Linked DNA regions of Homo sapiens: region 2 is linked to region 1. A link is a contact called in ENCODE Hi-C or POLR2A ChIA-PET data. All regions are on one chromosome and are shown on one strand. Each heading gives the region's core, a stretch centred on a gene start or an enhancer-like site at or near the end of the contact. The rest is flanking DNA. Distances are from core to core; before and after follow the strand shown. Region 1 overlaps LOC105377529 (a long non-coding RNA gene). Region 2 overlaps NEK1 (NIMA related kinase 1).

Evidence for each region. A loop is a pair of places that touch in the nucleus more often than their neighbours do. ChIA-PET counts read pairs that join two places held with the same protein, here RNA polymerase II (POLR2A). Pooled maps may share reads with other maps.
Region 2: a map with no recorded cell type shows a loop between it and region 1 (4-fold over the local background). The contact joins two enhancer-like sites. A Hi-C loop is called at or near these places in 1 of 168 maps with a recorded cell type or tissue (endothelial cell of hepatic sinusoid), 5 of 37 single-sample maps with no recorded cell type and 3 of 50 pooled maps. POLR2A ChIA-PET finds 5 or more read pairs at or near these places in 3 of 52 experiments (AG04449, AG04450 and B cell).

Annotation. Positions count from the first base shown.
Region 1 is chr4:169,288,951-169,296,172 of GRCh38, reverse strand. The region is part of intron 2 of LOC105377529 (a long non-coding RNA gene); the gene reads left to right. Among named protein-coding and RNA genes, the nearest start is that of SH3RF1, 22 kb to the right of the region's middle. RefSeq lists enhancers at 2,645-2,764, 2,775-2,844 and a silencer at 5,670-5,834. Within about 2 kb of position 2,637, at least 3 of the 41 ENCODE cell types and tissues checked have a DNase peak (open chromatin) inside an H3K27ac peak, as active enhancers do.
Region 2 is chr4:169,393,169-169,400,390 of GRCh38, reverse strand. It overlaps NEK1 (NIMA related kinase 1), which reads left to right. Exons shown (of 36, transcript NM_001199397.3): 35 at 34-166; 36 at 5,868-7,222. The coding sequence ends at 5,881. Among named protein-coding and RNA genes, the nearest start is that of SH3RF1, 130 kb to the right of the region's middle. Within about 2 kb of position 1,935, at least 3 of the 41 ENCODE cell types and tissues checked have a DNase peak (open chromatin) inside an H3K27ac peak, as active enhancers do.

The DNA.
Region 1 (7,222 bases), core at 1,388-3,887:
CAACCTTGCTATAATCACTTAGTAGTTCCAGGGCTTTGTGGAGAGTTTTTTTTTTGGTCATTTTTTTTTCTACATAGACAATCATGTCATCTGTGAACAAAGACAGTTCTATTTCTTTTTTTCCAATTGGTATACTTTTAGTTCCTTTTCTTGACTTATTGCATTAGGTGGGACTTCCATTATGATGCTGAAAAGCAGTAGTGAGAGAGGAGATGTCCTTGCCTTGTTGCTGATCTTAGTGGGAAAGCTTCTTGTTTCTCACCACTTAGTATGATGTTAGCTGTAGGTCTTTTGTAGATATTCTTTATCAAGTTGAGGAAGTTTCACTCTTTCCTACTTTATTGAGAGTCTTTATCATGAAATGGTCTTGGATCTTATCCAATGTTTCTTCTGCATCTGTTGATATAATCATATGATTTTTCTTCTTTGCTTGTTGATGTGATGGATTGCATTAACTGATTTTCAAATGTTGAATCAGTCTTACATACCTGGGATAGCTCCGATTTGGTTGTGGTATGTAATTCTTTTAATATAACATTGGATTTGATTTGCTAATATTTTAGGATTTTTGCAACCACATTCTTGAGAAATATTGGTCTGTAGTTTTCTTCTAATACCTTTGTCTGGTTTTGGTACTAGAATAATGCAGGCCTCGTAAAATGAGTTAAGAAGTAATCCCTCTGCTTCTATCTTTTGAAAGAGTTTGTAGAGAAGTGATATAATTTCCTTATTAAATGTTTGGTAGAATTCACTCATAAACCCATCTGGCCCTGGTGCTTTCTATTTTGAAAAGTTATTAATTAATTAATTCAATTTCTTCAAGAGGTATAGGCCTATTAAGATTGTTTCTTGTTGTATGACTTTTGGCAGACTGGATCTTTGAAGGAATTATCCCCATTTCATCTAGGTTATCAAATCTGTGGACACAGAGTTATTCAAAGTATTGCTTGATTATTCTTTTAATTTCTCTGGAATCTGTATGTATATATAATTGAATACATTGTTGCTATTATTATGTTGAACAAACTGTTGTTAGATAATTAAGAACAAGAAAAATAAAAATTTTCTTTCCCTTACTTATTCCTTCCTTGATGCTCTTCCTTTACTTATGTAGATGGTAGTTTCAGACCTGTATCATTTTTCTTCTCTCTGAAGATCTTCTTTTAACATTTCTGGCCAAGGATGTATACTGGCAACAATTTCCCTCAATTTCTGTCTGTCTGAGAAAGCTTTAATTTCTCCTCACCTTTTGAAGGATAATTTCACAGGGCACAGAATTCTAGGTTTGTGGTGTTTTTTTCCATCCACGCTAAGTATTTCATTCCACTTTCTACTTGCCTGCATGGTTTCTGAGAAGTCACATATAATTCTTATCTTTGCTCCTTTATAGGCAAAGTTTTTTCTCTCTGGCTTCTTTTAGGATATTTTTTCTTTACCTCTGATTTTCTAGTCTAAAAATGATATGCCTAGGTAGAGTTTTCTTTTGGAATTTATCTTGTTTTGTGTTCCCTGAGCTTTTTCAATCTATGGTTTGGTGACTGAAGACAATTTGGGGGAAATTCTCAATCATTGCTATTCAAATATTTCTTCTGTTCCTTTCTCTCATTCTTTTCCTTCTGGTGTTTCCATTTGTGTATGTCCCACTCTTTTCGGATATTCTGTTCTGGTTTTTTGTTTTTTTTTTCAGTCTTCTTTTTCTGTTTGCTCTTTAGTCTGGGAGGTTTCTACTGAGGTATCTTCAAGTTTACAGATTCTTTTTCGGCTGTGTGCAGTCTGCTAATAAGCCATCAGACACATTCTTCATTCTGATTACACTGCTTTTGAGCTCTAGCATTTATTTTTGGTTCTTTCTTGGGATTTCCATCCCTCTGCTTACATTGCCCATCTGTTCTTGCATGCTGTCTACTTTATCCATTACAGCCCTAAGCATGTTAATAATAGTTGTTTTAAATTTCCAGCCTAATAATTCCACCATCCCTGACATATTTTAGGCTGGTTCTCAGGCTTTCTCTGTCTCTTCAAACTACATTTTTGCCTTTCAATATGTCTTGTAATTTTTTCTTGATAGCTGGACATGAGGCACTGGTTAAAAGGAACTGCTGTCGATTAGCCTTTAGTAATGTGGTGGTATGGTGTTGGGGTGGGGAAGTGTTCTATAATTTCACAATTAGGTATCTGTTCTTTAGGCAGCCTGTGCCTCTGGACTGTGAACTTCACAGATGTGTCTCAGTTCCCACCCTGCACAGGTGGACTGAATGGCTAGAGTGGGTTGGAGTTGGGCATTTATTTTCCCTGGGTCAGTTAGGGTCTGATGAAACCCCAGCAGGTTAGGCTCTGGTTAAATAGTTTCTCCTGAGGGCAGGCATTGTTAAGAACACAGTTTTCTGGCGTATTTCAAAATGGTTCCTTTTCTCCTCCCCATGCCAGAAGGAGAGGATTCGTCTCCAATATTCACTGCGAGGAACTGTTTGAGCTCCTGGAGGGGGACTCAGTCCCCTGGAATATTTATTAATATCTCTCAAACTTGTCCACACTGAGCCTCCAGCAATTCATCAGTTGCAATTCAGGTTTCCCTTCCCCAACACAGGTTCCTGAGAGGTTTCAGCTTGTGGGTTTCCGCTCAGTTGCTCCATTATGGGGGCAGCGGTTTGCCCTGTGACTTCACTTCTCTTATGGATCTAAGAATAGAATTGTTGATTTTTCAGTTTGTTCTGCATTTTATTTGTGGTGGGAAACAGTAGCAACTTCTTATAAGCTAGACTGGAACCACAAGCCTATTTTTTAGTTTGGTTTTCTTTAGGTAGAATGAATGGAGGCAGGACAAAAGTGGGAATCCAAGTTTTGAAATGAGTTATTTTGAGACCTCAGGTGTCTGAATTTGAGCAGAGTGTATCGCATTCATTGGCCTTTTACATATATCCTATATCGTTATTCAGAGATTGGTTTGATTTCAACTTGGCCCTGGGGATATGAACCTAAATACGGTACATTTTGAGTGGGATCCCTGATGTGATCGGCCCTGAATGATCCTATCACATCTCAAATAAAAGTTGACTGGAAGGACTCAGATTGCCTCTCTTTGATCCCATCCTTAGGTTCTTCCGTTCCCTCCCGTGCGCTGTTTCGTCTGCGGCCCCCTCCCTTCTGGAGTTCTGTGCGTGTGCTCCGGTTGACCTGGCTCCTCTCCAGGCCTGCTGCACCGCTCATACTCGGGAACGGCCCCGCACTGTGCTCCCTGCCGGGATTGACTTTTTCTTAGTGCTCACATTTTCTTCTTTCTTGTTTTACTCTCTTGTTTGCTTGAGGACATCTTCACATTACCTATTCATAAAAATACTCGAGAAAGAGGATTTCTGAGGGTTTTCAGGTCTGGAAATATTTTTGCCCGTCTTCCTACTTAAATGATAGGTTAGCTGGCTCTAAGAATCATTTTCCTCACATATTCTACCACAGCTACCTAACGTGCACCTCTGTGTCTCCTTTTCCTCTCCCAGCTCCATGTAACTGTAACTCCTTCTCAAATGGAGCCTAGGAGGCAGAAGGAAGGGCATGCAGGGTTTTAGGTGCTGTGGGGATTCAATACAGAGAGGGCCTGTACTGGACCTGGGCCGGAGCATCCTTCAGGCCAGAGAGAGCTTGGGGCCTGAGAGGTACCTTGAGGCAAGGGTCAGAGCTCTGAGGTTACTGAAGAGAGCTTGGCCCATGGGATCCATAGACAAGAGAAAAGACAAGAAGGAGAACAACCCAGCTGATCAGTGCAGACCAATTTTTTTTTCTTTTTTTTGAGACAGTCTCTTTCTGTTGCCCAGGCTGGAGTTCAGTGGTGTGATCTCGGGCTCACTGATCCTCCGCCTCCAGGGTTCAAGTGATTCTCACGCCTCAGCCTCCCAAGTAGCTGGGGTTACAGGCAACTGCCACCACGCCCGGCTAATTTTTGTATTTTTAGTAGAGACGGGGGTTTTACAATGTTGGCCAAGATGGTCTTGAATTCCTGACCTCAAGTGATCCGCCCACCTCAGTCTCTCAAATTGCTGGGATTACAGGTATGAGCCAACACGCCTGGCCTTAGGGCAGCCAAATTTACCCAAAAGAGAGAAAGAACACACAGCTAAATTCCAACTTCACCAGCCTGGGCGACAAAGGGAAACCCCATCTCCACAAAAAATACAAAAATTAGCCAGGCATGGTGGTGCGTACCTATAATCCCAGCTACTCCAGGGAGCTGAGGATAAGGGATTGCTTGAGCCCAAGAGGTCAAGGCTGCTGTGAGTTCTGATTGCACTCCAGCACTCCAGCCTGGGTGACAGAGTGAGACCCTGTCTCAAAAACAAAACAAAACAAAAATTGAATTTTAGATCAATAATGAATAATTCTTTTTATGTAAGTCTGTCCCATGTAATATATTCTACCCAGCAACCCAGCCTACAGCTGACACAACTATACCTAGAAGGACTTGCTGGTCTCTCTGGCCCTCAAGGAGTGGCGAATGAAATAAGACTTTGTATCTTTGGCCAAGCTTGGTGGCTCACACCTGTAATCCCAGCACTTTAGGAGGCTGAGGCGGGTAGATTGCTTGAGTTCAGGAGTTTGAGAACAGCCTGGGCAACATGGCGAGACTCCATCTCAATTATTTTTAAAATTTAAACAAAAAAAAAAGACTTTGTATCTTTACAACTAAGAGAAAATTAACCTTTGTAGCTAAGGAAACTGGGGAGCAGAGAAGATAAGATAAGCATTTTCCAGCTGAGGACTTGTCTGTCTACAGGATCAGAGACCATGGAGCCTCCTGTACTCAAGAGATAGCTGCTGCTGAAGACCTGGCCCCAGGTGAATAACATAGGCAAAGGAACAACAAAGCCAGAATGGGGAAGAGTGAGCAGAGCATCCAGAAATGGCGGTTGCCAGCAAAATAGAACTGCTGAAAAAGGGCATGGCAACTTGAACAGAAAAAGTAATTAGTGCAATTGAGGAGCTTCAATTACAGCGTTAAACTGGAACTCAAGAACATGATTTTTTAAGTTTAAAAATATAGCAGATGTACTGAAAAAGTGTATGGTAACTATTGAGAAGTGAACAGAGGTCTGGAAGTACAAGGGAAAGAAATCTCTCAAAAAAGCAAACATTTAAAGTCAGACATCAAAAAAGCAAATATAAAGGAACCAGAAGATGGATCTAGAAGTTGTAACTTGTAAATAAATAGGAATTTCAGAAGAGTAAAGCAATCGAAGGAGGAGAGACAATATTTAAACAAACAGGTGAAGAAAATTTTACAGAGCTAAAGAAAGAGTTTCATCCTCAGAATTCTTTGAGTTTCAAGGAACAGGGGATGAAAACCGGAACACACTAGAGATTCCATTACTGTGTTGTAATTCCAAGGGTAATGACAAAGTTCTACAGTCTTCTAGATAGAAAGAACAAATTGTTTACATAGAAAAAGATTAAGACTGGCTTTAGATTTCTAACTACAACTTTAATATCAGAAAGTAGTAGGATAATAACTAGTGGCAACTGACGGTGTGATTTAAAAATCAAAACCCAAACACATATTACTTAAGAAACCCACGTTAGGCCAGGCACTGTGGCTCACACCTGTAATCGTAGCATTTTGGGAGGCTGAGGCGGGCGGATCACTGGAGATCAGGAGTTCAAGACCAGCCTGGCCAACATGGCAAAACCCTGTCTCTACTAAAAATACAAAAATTAGCTGGGCGTGGTGGCACATGCCTGTAATCCCAGCTACTCAGGAGGCTGAGGCAGGAGAATCACTTGGACCCAGGAGGCAGAGGTTGCAGTGAGCCCAGATCATGTCATTGCACTCCAGCCTGGGTGATAGAGGGAGACTCCGCCTCAAACAAACAAACAAACAAACAAAAGAAACTCACTTTAAACAAAGTGAGAAAGAAAAGTTAAACTTCAGAGGATATGTAAAAAGATACTGCCGGGCACGGTGGCTCACGCCTGTAATCCTAGCACTTTGGGAGGCCAAGGCGGGTGGATCACCTGAGGTTAGGAGTTCGAAACCAGCCTGGCCAACATGGTGAAACCCCTTCTCTACTAAAAATACAAAAAAATTATACAGGTGTGGTGCAGGCACCTGTAATCCCAGCTCCTTGGGAGGCTGAAGCAGGAGAATCGCTTGAAGGCAGACGTTGCAGTGAGCTGAAATCGTGCCACTGCACTCCAGCCTGGGCAACAGAGCGAGACTCCATCTCAAAAAAAAAAAAAGATCCACCAGATAAATATAAATCAAAAGAAGTCAAGTCTAGCGGTCCTATTAGCGGTCCAAACAGCATGCATATTAATATGTAATGACAAAAGGCAAATTGATAACAGAGGTATAACAATCATAAGTCATGTTCACCAATCATTGTAGTAGCTAAACATATAAAGCATAATCTTTATGTTAGGAGATTTTAACACACCTTTTTCAGACTCACATATATCTAACAGACAAAATAAATAGAAACAGAAGAATAGAATAAAACAAACAACAAATTTGACCTAAAACATGTATGGAATGTTACATTTCATAACTATATTTCTTTTGTGTTTTAATGGAACATTTACAAAAGTTAATCTTGTTTTTGTTTCCAAAGGATATCTAAGTCAATATACAGGAGTAGAGATTTTATAGGCCACATTCCCTGATTATAATCCAAAAAAGAAAATAAAAGGAGTAAGTAATGAAAAGGGATACCCCTCAAAAAACCCTCTAATTACTTGAAAATTAAGAAAAAATATTCTAGGCCAGGTGCGGTGGCTCACTCCTATTATCCCAGCACTTTGGGAGGCTGAGGTGGATGGATCACTTGAGGCCAGGAGTTTGAGACCAGCCTGGGCAACATAGTGAAACCCCATCTTTACTAATACAGAAAGAAAAAAAGAAAAAAAAAATTAGCTGTGTGTGGTGGTGCGTGCTTGCAGTCCCAGCTACTTGGGAGGCTGAGGCATGAGAATAGCTGGAACCCAGGAGGCAGAGGTTGCAGTGAGCTGAGATTGTGCCACTGTACTCCAACCTGGGTGACAGAGCGAGACTCTGTCTCAAAAAAAAAAAGAAGAAAGAAACAATATTCTAAATAACTCTTATCAAAATGTAAACAAAACTGAAATTACAAACCATATACAAAGCAATGAGGAAAAAGTTCATACCAAAATATACACAACATAGTTCAAATTATTCCTATGGGAATTCATAGCCTTAAATATTTTATTATTAAGGAAA
Region 2 (7,222 bases), core at 686-3,185, 100 kb before region 1:
AAATATTAATTTATATTTGGGAATTTGGTATAGGCTATTCATGAAGATGAAGATGAAAATATTGAAATTTGTTCAAAAATAGTTCAAAATATTTTGGGAAATGAACATCAGCATCTTTATGCCAAGATTCTTCATTTAGTCATGGCAGATGGAGCCTACCAAGAAGGTAAGATTTCCTCACATGTCTGTATAATTTTCAGTAAATGTGAGAAAAACAAGATGATACATGTATATGAATCAGCTTACATCACATCCATTTTGTGAAATCTACTTGGGAACTATATAACTTTTAAGCAATAATAAAATTAACTTTGTCATGTACTTTTACTGATCTGTCATATACTTTTACTGACTTAAGTCCTTTAAGTCCATATTTTTAATTTAATTTACAAGTAACCTTTGAATGAGGTTTTTAAAAATCTTACTAGATAGATTTTTGGACAGCTCTAGCAATTAGAATAATCCTAGCCGGGTGCCGTGGTTTATGCTTGTGATTCCAGCTACTTGGGAGGCTTAAGTGGGAGGATGGCTTGAGGCCAGGAGTTTGAGACCAGCCTGGACAACATAGTGAAACCCTATCTCTACACACAAAAAAATTTTTAATTAGCTAGGCATAGTGGTGGGCACCTCTAGTCCCAGCTACTCAGGGGACTGAGGTGGGAGGATTGCTTGAGCCCAGGAGTTTGAAGCTGCAGTGAGCTGTGATTGTGCTACTGCACTCAGCCTTGGTGACAAAGCCAGACCCTGTCTCAAAAAAGTAAATAAATAAAAATAAAGAAGATTATAACTTAGAATAATTCATTTTTTTTTGTTTTTTTTGAGACAGAGTCTTATTGCCCAGGCTGGAGTGCAGTGTCGTGATCTCGGCTCATTGCAACCTCCACCCCCTGGGCTCAAGTGATTCTCCTGCCTCAGCCTCCCAAATAGCTGGGATTATAGGCGTGCGCCACCACACCTGACTACTTTTTGTATTTTTAGTAGAGACAGGGTTTCACCATGTTGGCCAGGCTGGTCTTGAACTCCTGATCTCAGATGATCCACACACCTCAGCCTCCCAAAGTGCTGGGATTACAAATGTGAGCCACTGCGCCTGGCCCTAGAATAGTTCTTATCAAGGATGTGGTATTAAACGTTTTTTGTGTGTGTGAGATGGAGTCTTGCTCTGTTGTCCAGGCTAGAGTGCAGTGGCACAGTCTCAGCTCACTGCAACCTCTGCCTCCTGGGTTCAAGTGATTCTCCTGCCTCAGCCTCCTGAGTAGCTTGGCCTACAGGTGCTACCATGCCTGGCCAATTTTTGTATTTTTAGTAGAGATGGGGTCTCACCATGTTGGCCAGGCTGGCCTCGAACTCCTGACCTCAAATGATTCACCCCTCCTTGGCCTCCCAAAGTGCTGGGATTACAGGTGTGAGCCACTGCACCTGGCAAAACTTGTAGACACAAAAAGCAATATGTAAAATTTTGAACAAGAATTTATTTCTAGATTATTTGCCCAAACATTAATTTTATTACTTTAAATGTTAAATTCATAGACTAAAATTGAGGGTTTTAAATGTTGATGCTTAATTTTAGCAATAAAAATGTTTATAAAATGTATTTGTATTCCATACAAAATGTGTTTGCATATTCATACAAAAAAGTCTAAGATTGCATTGAAATATATATATGTATATAGTAAGAGAGAAAATTAAGTTTTAAAAAAAAGTTTGGGGAAGTCAACAAATTGGACAAATGAGCACAAGCAGTATAACATGAAGCCAGGAATGAAGAATACAAACTTCATGTTCAAAAGGTTTCCACATTTTCTAAAAACAGGAAACAAATTTGGTGCTGGTCTTTCTCACAAAGCAGAAAACCTAATTAATTACATGAGTCACAGTATTCATGAGACAAAACATTTTAGTTGCTCAGAGGACAGCTATTTTTGGTATTGAAACCAAAGGAACAATTTTCCCATGATCTTTAAAAAGAGGGCACTATCATACAGTGTTCCTCAAACTTGAATAACATGTGGATCCCTTTAAGGAGCAAAAAGTATTTTTTTCAGGCATGAGAATCCAAGGGTCTATAAACCCCAGTAAAAAAAAAAAAACTCAAGTCTTAGTGGTAGAAAATTTCTGTTAGTTGTGAATTATTACTGTAAAACATGTTGTATTTTTCTAAATATTAAAAAATTTTATCAAAATGAAAATATAAAAGGTAAACATTTTCTGGTACTTGTGGATTTCTTATTTTATTGAGACCTTGGACTTCATTTTACAAAACAGTGCTATAATGGAATGAAAAGTATCCTCAGTAATTTTTACAATATTTAGATTTCATGAGGCTGTTTCTCATATGTCATGCTGTAAGTTAATGGCACGAAGCCAGAGGATGATTCCATTTCAGTAATTCTGTAGAGTGTATCAAACCAATTCTATTCATATTCAGACTATTCCACCTCCAGGCGGTTCTCCTTAAGTATTGTTTCAATAGAGCTTTTCATAAGTAATCAGCAACAATGTGCTTGGGGTTCAGTTTTGCTCAACAAGTATCTGGAGAGCTTTTAGTTTGCCTTGCCCCTTAAGTGGAGAGCTGTAACAATCAACTTATTCACAAGGTAGAATTGACACCCTCTTTTGACAACTGAGTGGCTTCAAAAGGATATAAGCCTACACAGAAGGCCATTTCCCCTGCAAAGGACCAAGAATCAGGCTAGGTTAATACACCACTCAGGAAGCAATATCAGATTTTCTCTAGTACACAAATGGAAAGGGAAAGAGAACCCCAGAGTTCTGTATCATAAAGCCTGACAGTAATTCCTTCACCCTAGAAAAAATGTAAAGCAATTGAAGATGCCTACCCTGGCAATCTTTTCTAAAACTCTTAGTACATACCATTACAGCAGGTGTAGCTTAAAAAAAAATTGAGTACAGCCCATAAAATATTGTAACTTGCTACTATAGCTACTAAAGAAACTGGTTATAAAATGGATATTGAATTATGTGGATGACTTGCTGTTTTGTATTGTTAATCATGAGAGTTAAATGAAATGACTAGATATAGATTTCATATTCATTGATTCAGAATAACCGTTTTGCACTCCTTCTTATTGGAAGTCAGTAGAGCCCATATATAGCTGTTCTTTTTGATTTGGGGAGTTTTTTGTTGGGATTTTTTTTTTTCTATGGAGACAGGGCCTTGCTCTGTCACCCAGGTTGGAGTGCAGTGGCATGATCTCAACTCACTGCAACCTCCGCCTCCTGGGCTCAAGCAGTCCTCCCACTTCAGCCTCCTGAGTAACTGGTACTACTGGCGTGAGCTACCATGCCTGACTCATTTTTGTATTTTTTTGGCAGAGATGGCATTTCGCCATGTTGATCTCAAACTCCTGGCCTGAAGCTGTCCTCCCACCTCAGCTTCCCAAAGTGTTAGGATTACAGGTGTGACCCACCGCACCCAGCCTACCTGTCTTAGAGATAGTTGTCCAGACAGCTATCTTTTAGGCCACATCTAGGAGATGGTAAAGCCATGTCATCTACATATGGTACTTACACACTTTTATTTTCTGTGTTGGGGAAAAGGGAGAGTAAAGAAGGGAAGGGGTAAGCAAAATTTTATCTCGCTCACCCGAAAGTGACATCAAGTCATTAAGATACAAGTTAAAAAGAAGATTGTCAAAAACACATTTCTGTTTTATTTCACTGGAAATTATATAAGTCCTGAAAAGACAGCCTCAGCTATTTAACTCTCCTGATACTGTTATGGTGCAGGTTTGGTAAGCGTCAATATCTTCAGCCGTTGATAAAGTTAATGCTTTTTTTTCCATAGCTAGATACTATCCAGAGTCAGAAGTCAAATAGAGCTAATAAAATGTGTAAGCGATTTGATAGTATTCCTAATAAATTCTTCCACAAGGAGAGGAGTATAACAGCTGTGGCCAGTGGCAACCTGGCAGAGGCTACCATGTTCTCACATTGAGTATTAGCATTAGCGGCCCAAGTTTATAGATTCTTCTTTTTTTTTTTTTTTTTTTTTTTTTTTTTTTGAGATGGAGTCTTGCTCTGTCGCCCAGGCTGGAGTACAGTGACATGATCTCGGCTCACTGCAACCTCTGCCTCCCAGGTTCAAGCAATTCTCCTGTCTCACCCTCCCAAGTAGCTGGCATTACAGGCATGTGCCACCACACCCAGCTAATTTTTGTATTTTTAGTAGAGACAGGGTTTCACCATGTTGGCCAGGCTGGTCTCAAACTCCTGACCTCAGGTGATCTGTCTGCCTCGGTCTCCCAAAGTGCTGGGATTACAGGCATGAGCCACTATGCCTGGCCATTATAGACTCTTAAGAAAGAGACACATACCTTCTCTTCATATTCATTTTAGGTGGAATATTGGGCTGCGTTTATGTAATGAAATTGTATACATCGGCTAAAATGAATGAATTAAATTCCGACTGTCAATATGGATAAGCCCCACAAACATGATGAGTTGAATAAGTAGAATATTACACCATTTATGTAGTGTTTCTAAACAATTTTATTTAGATGTGCATGTACGTAATAAAAATAAAAGCAAAAACCATGAGCGGGAAGAATACACATCAATTTCAGAGTACTGAAAATGCCCCTGGGGAAGAAAGGAAGGCAGTAAGATTGAGAAAGGGTACTCTGCATCTGTAATATGGTTTTACTTAAATAATCCAAACCACTATGGCCAAAAGTTAGCTTTTGTTAATTCTACATATTATGGATATGTGTGTTCATTACTTTCCTGATTATTTGAAAAGTAAGTAAATTATAGTCCAGTGATAAGTGTTACCTTGGAAGCAATAAAATGTATGTAAGTTATAAAGTAATGATCCAACTACATTGATGGTGACAGGATAGGTCTTCCTAGGGGAGAGGACATCAAAGTTGGATTCTGAAAGACAAATGGGAATTTAATGCAAATAAGTACTCATACATGGAAGTATGCAAAATGTAGTAGGGAAACTATAAGCAATTCAGTGTTCCTAAAGCATAAATTATAGGGGCAGTTAAGGAAGGTGGGGAATGAAATTTGGTAAGATGAGAAATATTTAAAAGGCCAGATCATGAAGGGCTTTGTAATCCACGTTAAGGAGCGTGGATTCCATTTTGAGGCAGCAGGGAGCTAACAAATGTTTTAAGCAGTGCAGTGATTTGACATGACCCTTGGATTTTAATGAAAGATCACTTTTGCTAGAATGTGGAAGATAGTGCTTGCATATAAGATTAAGTTAACCAGTCTGTTTAATTCACTTGATTATAATCTTTAGAATTAAAAAAATTGAAAATAACAAAAATGTCTATAAATAGTAATGGTTAGTTATGTCATATCCATTAAACAGAATACTCTGCAGACATTGAAGTCAACATAGAATATATCCATGATTTATTCTTTAACATTTTATTGTCAAATTTTTATCATATTGAAAATCTGAAAGAACTTTACAGTGATCACCCATGCACCCACCACCTAGATTCTAACATTAGCATTTTCTAATCTTACATTATCACTTATGTATCCACCTTTCCATTCACTAGGGTGTTTTCAGTGGAAAACCTATGTTTCAAAACTGCATTTTAGTGTAATTTTTAAAAGATATTTGTGTATGCATAGGAAAGCATTGTGGGAGGATTTATATAAAGTTAACATTGGTTGTCTTTCACTTACAGATGATTTTTGCTTCCCATTTTATTCTTCATTGTATTGTCTGAATATTTTACAAGGAATGTGTGATAAAATAATTTTAAAAGTATGTTTAAAACTACATTAAAGCTCTTCTCCTTTAGCATGAACAAGAATGGGTTTTTTTTAAAGTAGATACAGCTTGATTTGAAATGAAGTCAATTTTTTTCTTTTTTCTACAGATAATGATGAATAATCCTCAAAATGTTTTTTAATCCTCAACTATATGAAAGCATTTGAATTTGGCTTATCAGAATAACAAGCTTCAGTGGGAAATACAGCAATTATTTATTTAAAAAATCAGATTTAAGATGGACTTTCTTATTGCATGAAAAAGATGGAGAAACATGCCATTTTTCAGTGAAGATTCTAATATTTTATCTATTTTGTTCATTGAATTCCATGGTTAAATCTCATAAAATATATACTTTATTAAATCATCCAACCAAAGCATAGGAAACATTGACCCAGAACCTGACTTAATGGTTTTGAAGATTTACTATGCAATAGGGTAACTTTGAGTTTCAGCAAATGTCTTTAGGTTGAAGGAATTACCTATGTCATGAAGGACCTGTCTGTGGTTTTTCAATGGAGTCTTTAAGCATGATCTTTTTTCTGTCTAGTACTTGTTTTCATTCTGGCCAGCAGTTCTACATTAAATCACCTTGTCAAGGGCTCTGTTTACATCTATACATTTTGAAGATGAAATTTTTAGCCTTAAAGTTTATATTCTCAAGTCCTTTTACAATCAGTGTGTCTCCTGAACTAGCACACAGGCTGTAGAAACAGTCTTAGAAATCATTGAAAGATTTGATTATGAAAGAATAGCAAAATTATATTTCTTGACATATAAAAAGTTGGTTTAATGCCTTTATTTCTCTTTAAGGACCAGAACCAGGAATACTATATCGAAAAATTAGTCTGTGGATTTAACACTGACTTAGCATATAGCTTAAAGTTGCTCTTTTGGTTTTTAACTTCCTCCATACATAAGCTTCAAGGACAATAAGATGTTAAAAAGGAGGAAATAATTATTTTTATTTTGACACTGTGACAGTTTTGGTAACTAGGATCCTAGGGAGGGAAATGTTTGCCTGTTGAACTTCTTTCTGTTATGAGAGGATTTAGTTAGGTCATTAAGATGTTGATCACACAGCTTCAATCACAATATGCCAAGTATAACCTGGTTTCGTTAGAGGTGTCTACAGTCCAGATGTTCTTCGTAATAAAAGCAAAGTTTTTGAACCTCTGAGTCCAAAGCAGGCTGGTTGGCATAATATGTAATTTGAAAAATAAAATCTTATCTTGCAGCACTATCAGTATGTTGAATTTATTATGTATATTATTTCTAATATCCGAAACTAAATACTTGATTTTTTAATATGTGTGTTTATTTTATGATATTGCTATTAAATTTTTATTATCTACCTGAAGTATATCAATTGTCTTTTATTTATTATTTTACTTTTCTCAATAGAAGGCTTTTACATCAAGCTGATAATACTTTTGTTGGTTTTGTACCTGATGATTTCTTTCT